Regions from separate parts of the Homo sapiens genome. Here region 1 is linked to region 2. The links are chromatin loops, found by intact Hi-C in ENCODE. Cell type or tissue: HepG2. All regions are shown on one strand. Links, peaks and the distances in the headings refer to the core of each region. The heading gives the core; the rest is flanking DNA.

Evidence for each region. A loop is a pair of places that touch in the nucleus more often than their neighbours do. Peaks named below come from ENCODE experiments on the same cell type or tissue, not always from the same donor. Only the 100,000 strongest peaks of a DNase experiment are listed, where the experiment ranks them.
Region 1: it touches region 2 in a loop (26-fold over the local background); 1 of 110 quality-filtered maps calls a loop at or near these places.

The regions. Positions count from the first base shown.
Region 1 is chrY:14,522,738-14,528,122 of GRCh38, forward strand. It overlaps NLGN4Y (neuroligin 4 Y-linked), which reads left to right and starts at 1,792. Exons shown (of 7, transcript NM_001365588.1): 1 at 1,792-1,971. In HepG2, for the core only: no CTCF peak of the experiment used is centred there; no DNase peak of the experiment used is centred there; H3K4me3 peaks cover 2,672 bases.
Region 2 is chrY:15,464,216-15,469,600 of GRCh38, forward strand. No RefSeq gene overlaps it. Among named protein-coding and RNA genes, the nearest start is that of NLGN4Y-AS1, 660 kb to the left of the region's middle. In HepG2, for the core only: a CTCF peak has its summit at 2,864; no DNase peak of the experiment used is centred there.

The DNA of each region.
Region 1 (5,385 bases), core at 144-5,143, 940 kb before region 2:
AACAATGAATTTCCTCCAAACCCGGCAATGTTGGTGGCTCTTGCATTCCTCTGGATGAGCGAATCTAGTTGGGGGGTTCCCGAAGGGGAAGGCGCCTGGGCTTTCAATACATCCTCCTGAATCATACTGCGTTTCAGGTTCCTTAGAAAAATTTGGATGTGTAAAAAGAACTCTTAACGGCGATGCAGGTCTTCCACAGCTAAGGTAGGTGCAGTTTTAAGACGTGTCTTTCGCATATTATTATCCTTATTTTAAAAAGCCGTTTAAACAATTTGACTTGCAGTGGCTCTCCAGCAAAGGAGGGAAAGCCTCACTGGCGATATTTGAGCTTCATTTCATCTAATATTTATTTATTTTTTCCTTTTATTATTATTATTATTGGACAATTTGGGCTGGACTCTCTCCCATCTGTCTCGCTCCATTTCTTTGGTGTGGATGGGAATGTGGACATCGATGTATGGCTTTTACATGCAATCTCTCCACAGGAACATTTGGTTTTATTTTCACTTAAAAATAAAAATGCAGACCACCAATGTTGTTTGGAAGCATTTTGCTGCAATCAGCTGTTTGAACAGCTCTGGGGCCATGTGCGGTGTGTTTAAAAAGTAGCGCTGCCTTCCATACAAATTAAAGGAAGACTGTGGCGGGGAAAGGAGGGGAAAAATATATATATATATACACACAGACATATATATGCGTATGTGTGAGTTTGTGAGTGTACACATACACACACACATATATATATGTACACACACACACATACATGCAGTACAGGGGAAAAGGAGGGAAAAGGCCAGGGCTGGAGATGGCGAAAGCAGGAGGACTTCTGCAAACTGTGAGCATGGAAGGCTTTTCTTCTCTTTTCTCCCCACTCCAAAGCCCTCGTCTTCTTTAAGAAAACCACCACTGCCTGGGGTGCTTCTTTTGGGAGGCTGGGGTTGGGGGTTGGTGCCATTAACCAGAGAGAAAAGGGGAAATAAAGCTTGGTTGGGGTTGCATTATGAGATTTTTTTTTCCCTTCCTTCATCTCCTGGCCTCGGATAAGATAAGGCTTGGGGGATGCACGAAATAATCCAAGTGATTGATTAGACCTGGCATGGCTTGGTTGGGCTGGAGAAAGATCGGGGCGCGCTGGAAACCCCGCGTGAAGATGAAATGACTGTAGCTCCGTGCTGCTCCTCCAAACTCGGGAGCGGTATCCATGCACCCCTTTCCCGTGTGTGTGGGTTACGACGTGGGTGGGAGTGGTGAGGCAAGCCGCAAAAGTGGGGTAGAGCTGGTGGTTTTGCTTCTTCGGAAGCCTTTGAGTGTGGCCTGGACCTTAGATGGGGGTGCAGGGCGGTTTGCCGCTGCCACCCTCGGCACCATCTCTGAACTGCCCGCTTTTCCGGAGGAGCGGAAAAGTTGGAAGCCGAAAAGACAGGCGCCCGGAGCCCTGGTCTAGGTATCAGGTGATCCGGAGCCCTAGTCGGTGCCCACTAAGAACACCCCTTCTCCCATCGGGGGTTCGGAGGAGTGTTAAGCCTGCGGGTCTGCCAGTCCCTAAGGTAGGGATGGGGGAGGGGTCTGAGGAATCCGTTCCAATAGGCACACCATCCCCACAGCCCTAGAAAAGGCAACCACCACCCGCTCCTTCCTCCCGCACCATCCCATCTCAAGGCTCTCTGCTGACCCGGGCCGATTTCATCTGGTCTCTTCTCCCCCGCTTCCCACCTCCCAATTCCCGCGCAGCTCGGCTCCGTTCCCTCCCACTCCCCTAGGCGGAACTGAAAGCGAAGATCAGCCAAGAGCACAGTCGGAGGCGGCAGAGACGGTGGCGGGTGAGCTAGGGGCTGTGAGACGAAGCAGGGAGAGAGTGAACTTCAGCCCCGTCCCCTCCCCACTGCCACGGCTGGGGCAACCCAACCCGCGCCTGAAGCGGCTTGGCTTGACCTGCGGAAGCGCGGGCCGGGATGGCGTGGGGAGAGGGAGGTAGGTGCCACTGGGCTGCAGATGACGAGTGGGTTGGGGGCTTGCTGTGGGACAAGAGGTTCAGGTTCCGGCCTGCGCCTTCCACTCCGCGGTGGCGCTCTCTGCCTGCGGTTTTCCAGGAGGCCGATCTACCCCAGGGACACTCTCATCCTTCAGGCGGTCTCCTGGACGCCCTTTCCTCCCCTTGCCTCCCAGCCTGACCTGGCTCTTTCGCCCCTCGGAGAACCGGTAGGTTGGGGTCCCTCGGCGGGGGTCTAGTGAGCCGAGTCGCGAGCTTTGCGCCCCCGGTATCTAGGCCCCGTGCCGCGCGCAAATCCGGGCCCAGGCGTACAGTTCTGGAGCCTAGTCGCCGCCAGACACAGGGCCCTTTGTACCCGGAGGAGCGGGAGCGGGAGCGGGGGCGTCAGGGCAACCCTTGCACCCCAGAGGCCTGCCTAGGACCACCCTGGGAACAAATGTCTCGCTCGGAAAACGAGGTGAACCCGGAGGATGTCCTACGCATCATACCCCTCCCCTTCTTGAGAAGGCTTTTTCTTTTTTTCTTTTTTTTTCCCGGTTTCCTTTTCTCTGGCTTCTTCCACACCTTACCGCAGGTGTGGGCCTCTTTTCATGTATGTGCGGCTGCTATCTCGGGGATGCAGGGGAAGGCGGTGTAGGAGGCAGCGTGGAAGGGTACTAGGAGGTGGCGGCGGGATTTTGGGCCTGGTGATGTGCCCGAGCTTGCAGCTAGCTGGGGCACTGGGCCCCCAAGTCACGAATTCAGCCCAGGGCTTGGGCGAGACTGCCCGGAGCAAGGACGGAGGATCCAGATTTACCATTTGGACCCAAATTAAGAAATTTGGGGTGGGGGTTGGGTAGGGGTTTTGAAACTAAGCAGGTGACGTCCTTGCGAGCTGAATCCACAAGGTGGTAGTATGGCTTATATTATTTTTATTTTATTATTTTATTTTATTTTTCTATTGTTCATTTTTTTTGTGTGTGGGGAGTGGGGGATGTTTTTTTCTCTGTGTACTCCAATCTTATGCTTTTTGAAGGCATCCATTGCCCGTAGGGTTTACATAAGACCGCGTTGCATTATATTTTCTTAAAAGTGGGGTGGTGTGCATAAGCTTCCATTTCAGAATCAGTCGCTCCTGTGATGTGAGGGAGGCAAAAGCAAAGAAAAGGAAAAATAAACAAAATAAGAAGTTTAGGGAGACTTCATTATCCCCACGAAGCCGGAATTGCCAGTTTGTGTGGTCGTTCTGCGGGCAACATAGAAGTGCGTGTTTCAGAAATCCTTGGATAGCTTCTTTCTTCTCCAACTAGAAATTAAATGGCCAGGGTGCAAACACCTGACTTTGATGAAAACAAAGTGGCAGAAACTACAAGAGACCTGATTGCTTTCAATGAACGCACTGAGCCTTTTCCTAGAGGATGGCAGAGCTGGGAGAAATCAGATCTCAAAGAAATCTACAGTTTTGTGAGGGCAGATTTGGAGAGTGGAGAATTATTTCATACCTTTAGTTGGCCCTGGTGAAGATGTTAGCAGTAATCCATCAAATCCTTAGCATAGATTTTCCTGTGGAAATGAGCAAAATGTTAAGGGGTTGGGGGATGGCTATATAGGAATTTCATGGAGACCTCTGCAAGGATGTATTTTCTCAGATTAGAAATCCGGTATTTTATTACACAATGCAATGAATGCATTCTACACACACATGCATTCCATATTTCTGTATGTGTGTCTGTGTGTGTGTGTGTGTGTGTGTGTATGTAGTCTTTTTAAAGAGTATCTTTGACATGTAAAAACATAATCAGGGCCATTGTAGGAAGTGGAAAATTACTTCATCAGTTTTAAATCAGTGGATTAAAATCGGAGGCTTGATTTTGTGTGTGTGTGTGTGTGTAACACTAGAATGATAATTGCATATTCATAATAATGTTTGTGCTTGGATACCATTTTAAAGTTGCTTTGATGTTTTCTGCTCTGGTGAAAGAATTTTTCTTTTCTTTGTGTTTTATTTAAATAAACTAATGCTTCATATACAGTAGGCCCTAAAACCAGTAACCTAGCTGATTTTTACCCAAACCTAAGAATATAACAGATACTTGGTAAGGGACTAGTGGCTGCATAAGGTAGATAATTATGTTATCTTGATGCTGTAAAATTTACAAGCAGACTTGAAGGAATTTGAAAGTTCACAGTTTTGGGCCTGGAATGTAGACTAATGGTAAGCATACAGATTTGTTTTTAATTTGTGAATTTGGCTTTTTCATTTTTGTGTGTGTAGTAATTTGTGGAAAGCTTATAGTCTCTCCACAAAGACAGGAGCTTTTGACTGACTCGCCATCAGAGAATTGCTTTCACAAGTGCAGGGGTCTCTTTAAAATCTCTTTGGAATACTGTGCTTTTATTTCTACACCACAAAAAAGGATCTCACAAAAGTAAACATTCAAGTGCATGACCGAATGACCTTTTTTAAACATTCTTTCATTTTAATTGGTACTCCACACTTCAAACCTTTCCTAAAACTTTGAATATTGTCAATAATGCAAGTTGCTGAGCGAATATTGTGAATATTGCATTCAAATGAAGTAGCAATATAAAAATATTTTAAGTCATTTAATGTCCTCCTTCTGAAGACAGGCGTATGTGGTTAAAATATACTTAAATTCCAAATATGGTGAGAGCCGGTCTTAGGATGTGAATGTCAAGTTTAAGCAACACAATTTTAGTTTGTAAACCAGAATGTATTCTTTCTATACTACTTTCTGATTTTTAACAATATGTATTCTATTCCTAAATGGGAAAAATATGTTCAGTTGAGTTCAAATCCATTGCTGTTTTTTGTTTTTGTCTGAGTACTACACTTTTTCAGAGGAGAGTCTTCATCTCCTACTTAATTATGTGAATGGATTTTCAGACAGACTGTGCCTTCTGTATAGCCACCTTTTATTTCTTAAACCCCTGAGCTACAAGTTTTAAATCAAAGATACAGCTTTTGCCCAGTCATTTAGAGAAAGTGAGAATGGAAATTGAAGCCCAGGCCATTGAGGCAATTAGGTCATCTGCTGTGCCCTCTGCTACCATTCAGTCAATGAATATTTTACAGTTTCATCATTTTAATCTAAACAACCTACATTTGGACTTTGAAAGGCTCCACTGTTTTTTGTTAAGTGAATGGCAGTGTAGGAAACCCTTCCTCATTTTTCTTGGGGCAGAGTGGCACACATGAATGAGAAAAAAAGAAGGCGATACCTCCTAGCAGTTTGTCATTGTGACATTCATAGGCTTTGAATAAATGTGTAGATGAAAAGGCCTTCTCTCTGCAGGTGATTACATGAAATAAAAAATAAGTAAATAAAAGGCTCATAAAAACACTACAGGAGTGGAAGGTTGATGGTGGAAAACAGCCTATCTACCTTGGGTTG
Region 2 (5,385 bases), core at 179-5,178:
CCCAGCATGGTGGCATTTGCTTATAGTTACAGTTACTTGGAAAACTGAGGCAGAAGAATTGCTTGAACCCAGGAGGTGGAGGTTGCAGTGAGCCGAGATTGTGCCATTGCACTCCAGCCTGGGCAAGAGAGTGAGACTCTGTCTCAAGAAAAAAAAAAAAAAAATACAAGGACGGTCCCCAAATGACAGATATGAGAGCACATTTGGTTTTTTAATGTTTCTAGACTTTATGAAAGTGACAAATGGCTTGGAAGAAAATAGTTGAGCCCATTGTGAATGTATATAGAGCTCACCGCAGATTATTTTTTGCAGTTGTGGATGATGCAATAAGGAGACTATAAGCTGGATTCTGGGGCTCCAGGCCTGTTCCTTCTGCATGGCTAAGAGGAGAACCCTTCGGTGAGCACCTTGTTGCTCTCATCCCACTTGCCTGATGTGCATTGAGATGCTTGTTCCTTGATTCAGGGCCCTAATTATCAAGCCTAGGAATTTGCTCATGCAATTGCTGCATGCCCAGTCTTTGAGAATGAGTCTTTGCTTGTTAATCTCTGATTGCATGTGCCCTTCTTCAGTGGGACTACAGGATTTTCTACCAACAGTCTCTCTAATGAGCTCTTTCTAGGTAGAGGCCTAAGCACAAAGAATGCCCAGTGTTAGCTGGTGGATTCCTGTGCAATGCTTCTGATGGTTGACAGAGTTATTAGGAATGTCAAACATCAGGTAGGTTCAACCCTGAACAATTTCATTAATTATCTACGCAGATTCATATACCAAAGTCTGTGTTTTTCATGATCTTAAAGTACCATGGTTTTCATAGCTCTGTAAAGTAAGATCTTTTCACTTCTGCCCTCTCAAAATTGCCAAAAGGAAGCATCTATTTCTTTTTGCCAGGCAACATGCACTGGGACATTATACTAATCAGTAAAGGGTTATTGATTAGAGGGGCCTAGGATTTATACTTCTGCCTGCCTTACTGGTGAGAAATCTGTTGTCACAAGTGATTAAGCACTTTTTGGAGGTCACACAGCTAGTAGGTGCTAGAATCAGAATGCCATGTCTGTCTGACTCCAACGTCCCTGAACCGCATATTAAGATAAAGTATTCTGGGGAATATTTATGGTAACAGGATATTCATTTGACAGCATGGTCAAATGATATGCAAACAAAAATGGCATCCTGTAAGAATTTTTCATGTAGATAGCCAGGAACCCTATGGATCTCTGGCCTCAAGCAAGAAGAGAAGTGGGACTTATGAAGAGGTTTCTGTGGCACTGTATCCTTACCTCTTCCCTAGTGGGTTTAGGTTTTCTTTTTCCTTGTTCCGTAAATGAAATACACACAAGTGACATGGCATGCCTGTCTCTTGGCCTCAGTCCAGTATGGAGGATTCAGCGACACCCCTCAGAGAGGTTGCTATTTAATTGTGCATCTGTTGGAGGCATAAGGGGCTGGCACCTGACCCCTGCCTGATGTGCTAAAGGGACTTCTGAGCTCATGGGCTAGGGGGGATGTGTTCATTTAGCTTTCACTTCCAGAGTCCTTCAAACTAATATGCATGCCTAGATAACTTTAATGACTGGATGAGACCAGCAGGAGGAAAACTTCCTGCCATTTGGACTATTGGCCTACAAAATCTGCTGGGATGAGGAGGAGACCCTATCAGAGAGGCACCAGTGGAAAATCAGTTGGAGGGACAGAAGATACCACCAGTCTCTCAGGAGTTGCAGTTGGGGGCGATCCAGCTCGCTGGCTTCCAGGAACTTAAGAAAATGCCTTTTAGGATGGCCTAAAATGTTTTCATGTCAGTACCAATGACGTAAGAACTTTCTGTTCCTTTTTGCCTTCCTTTCCTGCTACTCTTCAGGTGGGGAGATGTGTAACCACAGCAGGGCGAATGAGGGAGGAGGACAGTTGAGAAAGCCAGTCACTTCCCTGTGTGTGCCCTCCATTTCAAGACCACAAAAAGCATGCCTTAGCTGGGGGTAGGGTAGGGAAGAAAAGTAGTCTTACCTTGGAATTAAAACGGCCAAGATTTAGTATTGCATTCGACATTTAATTTTGTCACCTAAGGGAGCTGACAAGCTCCATAAATTACCCCAGCTACCCAAGATTAATAACTTTATACTGAAAGGAAGTAAATACATACATATATATGTGTGTGTGTGTGTGTGTGTGTGTGTATACACACACTTTAAGTCAGGGTCTTGCTGTGTCACCCGGTTTAGAGTGCACTGGCACAATCATGGCTCCCTGAAGCATCAAACTCCTGGGCTCAAGTGATTTTCCCACTTCAGCCTCCCGAGTAGTTGGGACCATAGGCATGTGCCACCATTTTTAGCTAAATATTTTGAGAGATGGTTTCTCGCTATGTTGGCTAGGCTGGTCTTAAACCCCTGGCCTCGAGCAATCCTTCCACCTTGGCCTCCCAAAGAGCTGAGTTTACAAATGTGAACCACCATGCCCAGAAACAACAGAGACTTTATTTTGATTGGTATACTTGAGCTGGTTCAGGGACATCTGATGGATATAGAAAGAGACAAAAGATTTTTTGTATAGTACATTAATTAATTCTGTTAACACAAAGCACATAAAATCAGAATGTTCTTCATCATAGTTTTGCCCTTTCCATTGATTGATTGATTGACTGATTGCTACCCGAGCTTCAGTATTGAGACATGCTATCTCTCTGTTCAGTGATGCTGCCGGTACTGAGATACGCTGTCTCTCTATTCAGTGATGCTGCCATTGGTGTTTGTTGGACAATATTTCATTGAACCTAATTTGGAGGAAAAGATGTTTAGCTGTAGATACAATGAAGGGAATGTCAGCTCTTTCCAGCCTCATGTACTCCTGCTGCCGCGTCATGGGCAGCAGGGGTATTGCCTGTGTTGGCTGAGTTCATCGGTTTTCTCCTTACTGTTGCCTTTGATTTTGTCCTTTGGCATAGGTTCCTCTCTCCACTCCAAAAACATATTCCAGAACTGAATTCCTGCAAAATTCTTTTAATTCTAAATGACCTCAAGTGAAACATTCCCCTTTCCTTTCCTAACAAACTTCTCATGAAAGTGATACTAGCTTTCTCTAGTCCTTCTCATGAAATTGATAACTGTCATTCTCTAGTCCTTCTCATTAAAGTGGTAACTAGCTTTCTCTATTTCTTCTCCTCTGGTTACTTTCATATTCATTGGATCTCATGCATGGTACAGGTATTCAGACCCAGGTCTTTGATTTCAAAACTAACTGGCAATGGAACAGCAGGAAATGTCAAATATGTCCCCACTTGTTAAAAAGTCATTTCTTGACAACTATTAGGCATCTGAGATTAGTTATCAATCTACTGTCAATGATTGAGTGCATCTAACAGGTTCAAAATACTGACTTTAAGAACTCATAGAAACAATAGTACAATGGCGGTTACCAGGGGCAGAGAGTGCAGGTGGAAGGATGGGGAGATGTTGGTTAAGGGGTACAAGGTTTAAATTAGACAGCAGAAATACGTTCAGGAGATCCATTTTACAACATGGTGACTGAAGTTAATAGTAATTCATTGTATACTTGAAATGTGGTAAGGGAACAGAGCTTTAATGTTCTTAATCACAAAAACTGAGAAGTATATAAGGTGCTGGATATGTTAATTGATTTGATGTAATCATTCTACATTGTATGCACATAAAGCACAGTCTTGGGATTATAATTACTAGAGAGTGTTCCTCATACTCTACAGCAGTGGTCCCCAGTCTTTGGGACCAGTTTTGTCAAAGACAAGTTCTCCCTGGACCTGGGGTGAGGGTTTATGGTTTTGGAATGATTTAAATGCATTACATTTATTGTGCACTTTATTTCTATTATTATATTACAATACATAATAAAATGTTATACAACTCACCAAAATGTAGCTGAGGTTCTTTTCCTACAACCACAGATGGTGCCATCTGGGGGTGATGGGAGACCACGATAGATCATCAGGCATTAGCTTCTCATAAAGAGCACACAGCCTAGATCCCTCACATGTGCAGTTCATAATACGAGTCATGCTCCTGTGAGAATCTCATGCTGCCACTGACCTGACAGGAGGTGGAGCTCAAGTGATAATGAGAGTGATGGGTAGTGGCTGTAAATATAGATGATGCTTCACTCCTTCACCCACTGCTCACCTCCTGCTGTGCAGCTAGGTTCTTAACAGGCCACGGACCAGTACCATTCCACGGCCCTGGGGCCAGGGATCCCTGCTCCACAGAGTCAGCATTCGGGGGGATACAGCCTTCACTCTCGCATTCTCCAAAGCTCGCAGGCAAAAATTGGACATTGACTGTCCCAAGGTTACTTCTGCCTGTAAAACTAGGTGTCAATTTAATGAATGTTACTACCATTGTCGGGGGAGTGGTAGTCAAACATTAGGTAATTTATAAAAATCGTCACCTGAGAGAGCTGACAAGCTCCATAAATTCTCCCAGCTACCCAAGATTAATAACGTTATACTGAAAGGAAGTAATTATGAATTTGCCTCCAAATCACTTTTTTAAAATCCACACTCCAAAAATTGACTAACTGTCCTCATAAGTCAGACACCACTTATCAGCTTGGTCGCAGCATGGAAAACTCAGAGCTGCCTCTCCTTGATGGCATGCTTCTAAATGCGATAATTAATCGTGCTGTCTTAAGGAAGGCAATTTTTTTTTTTTTTTTGAAACGGAGTCTCGCTCTGTTGCCCAGCCTGGAGTACAGTGGCGTGATCTGGGCTCACTGCAAGCTCCGCCTCCTGGGTTCACGCCATTCTCCTGCCTCAGCCTCCCGAGTAGCTGGGACTACAGGCACCTGCCACCTCGCCCGGCTAATCTTTTTTTTTTTTTGTATTTTTAGTAGAGACGGGGTTTCACCATGTTAGTCAGGATGGTCTTGATCCCCTGACCTCGTGATCCGCCCACCTTGGCCTCCCAAAGTGCTGGGATTACAGGTATAAGCCACGGCGCCGGCAGGAAGGCAATGTTTAATGCCCATTAAGCAAACGCTTGTTATTTTGGTAGGCAGGGCCTCTTTGTCTGCTCACCAAAAAAGATGGATGCTATTCAATAGTAAAGTAACAAATTAATGCTTAATCACTTATGATTTTTAAAGTTCTGCACACATTTATGGATTCAATAAAGTATCATTTTTCAATGGAATTGTTAGAACCCCAAATCTCAGTGTCACACAACATACCCTTGTAAAAAACCTGCACATGTACCCACTTAATCTAAAATTTAAAAAGAAAAAAAAATTATTGCTTTGTAGCCTAAAATGTTAAAAATACAAATACCAGTCTGCCAACTATCAGATCCTGGAGACATCAAATCAAAACTTGTTTGTTAAAGGTGTCATTATGAACACCTGGGTTAATAAAGGAAG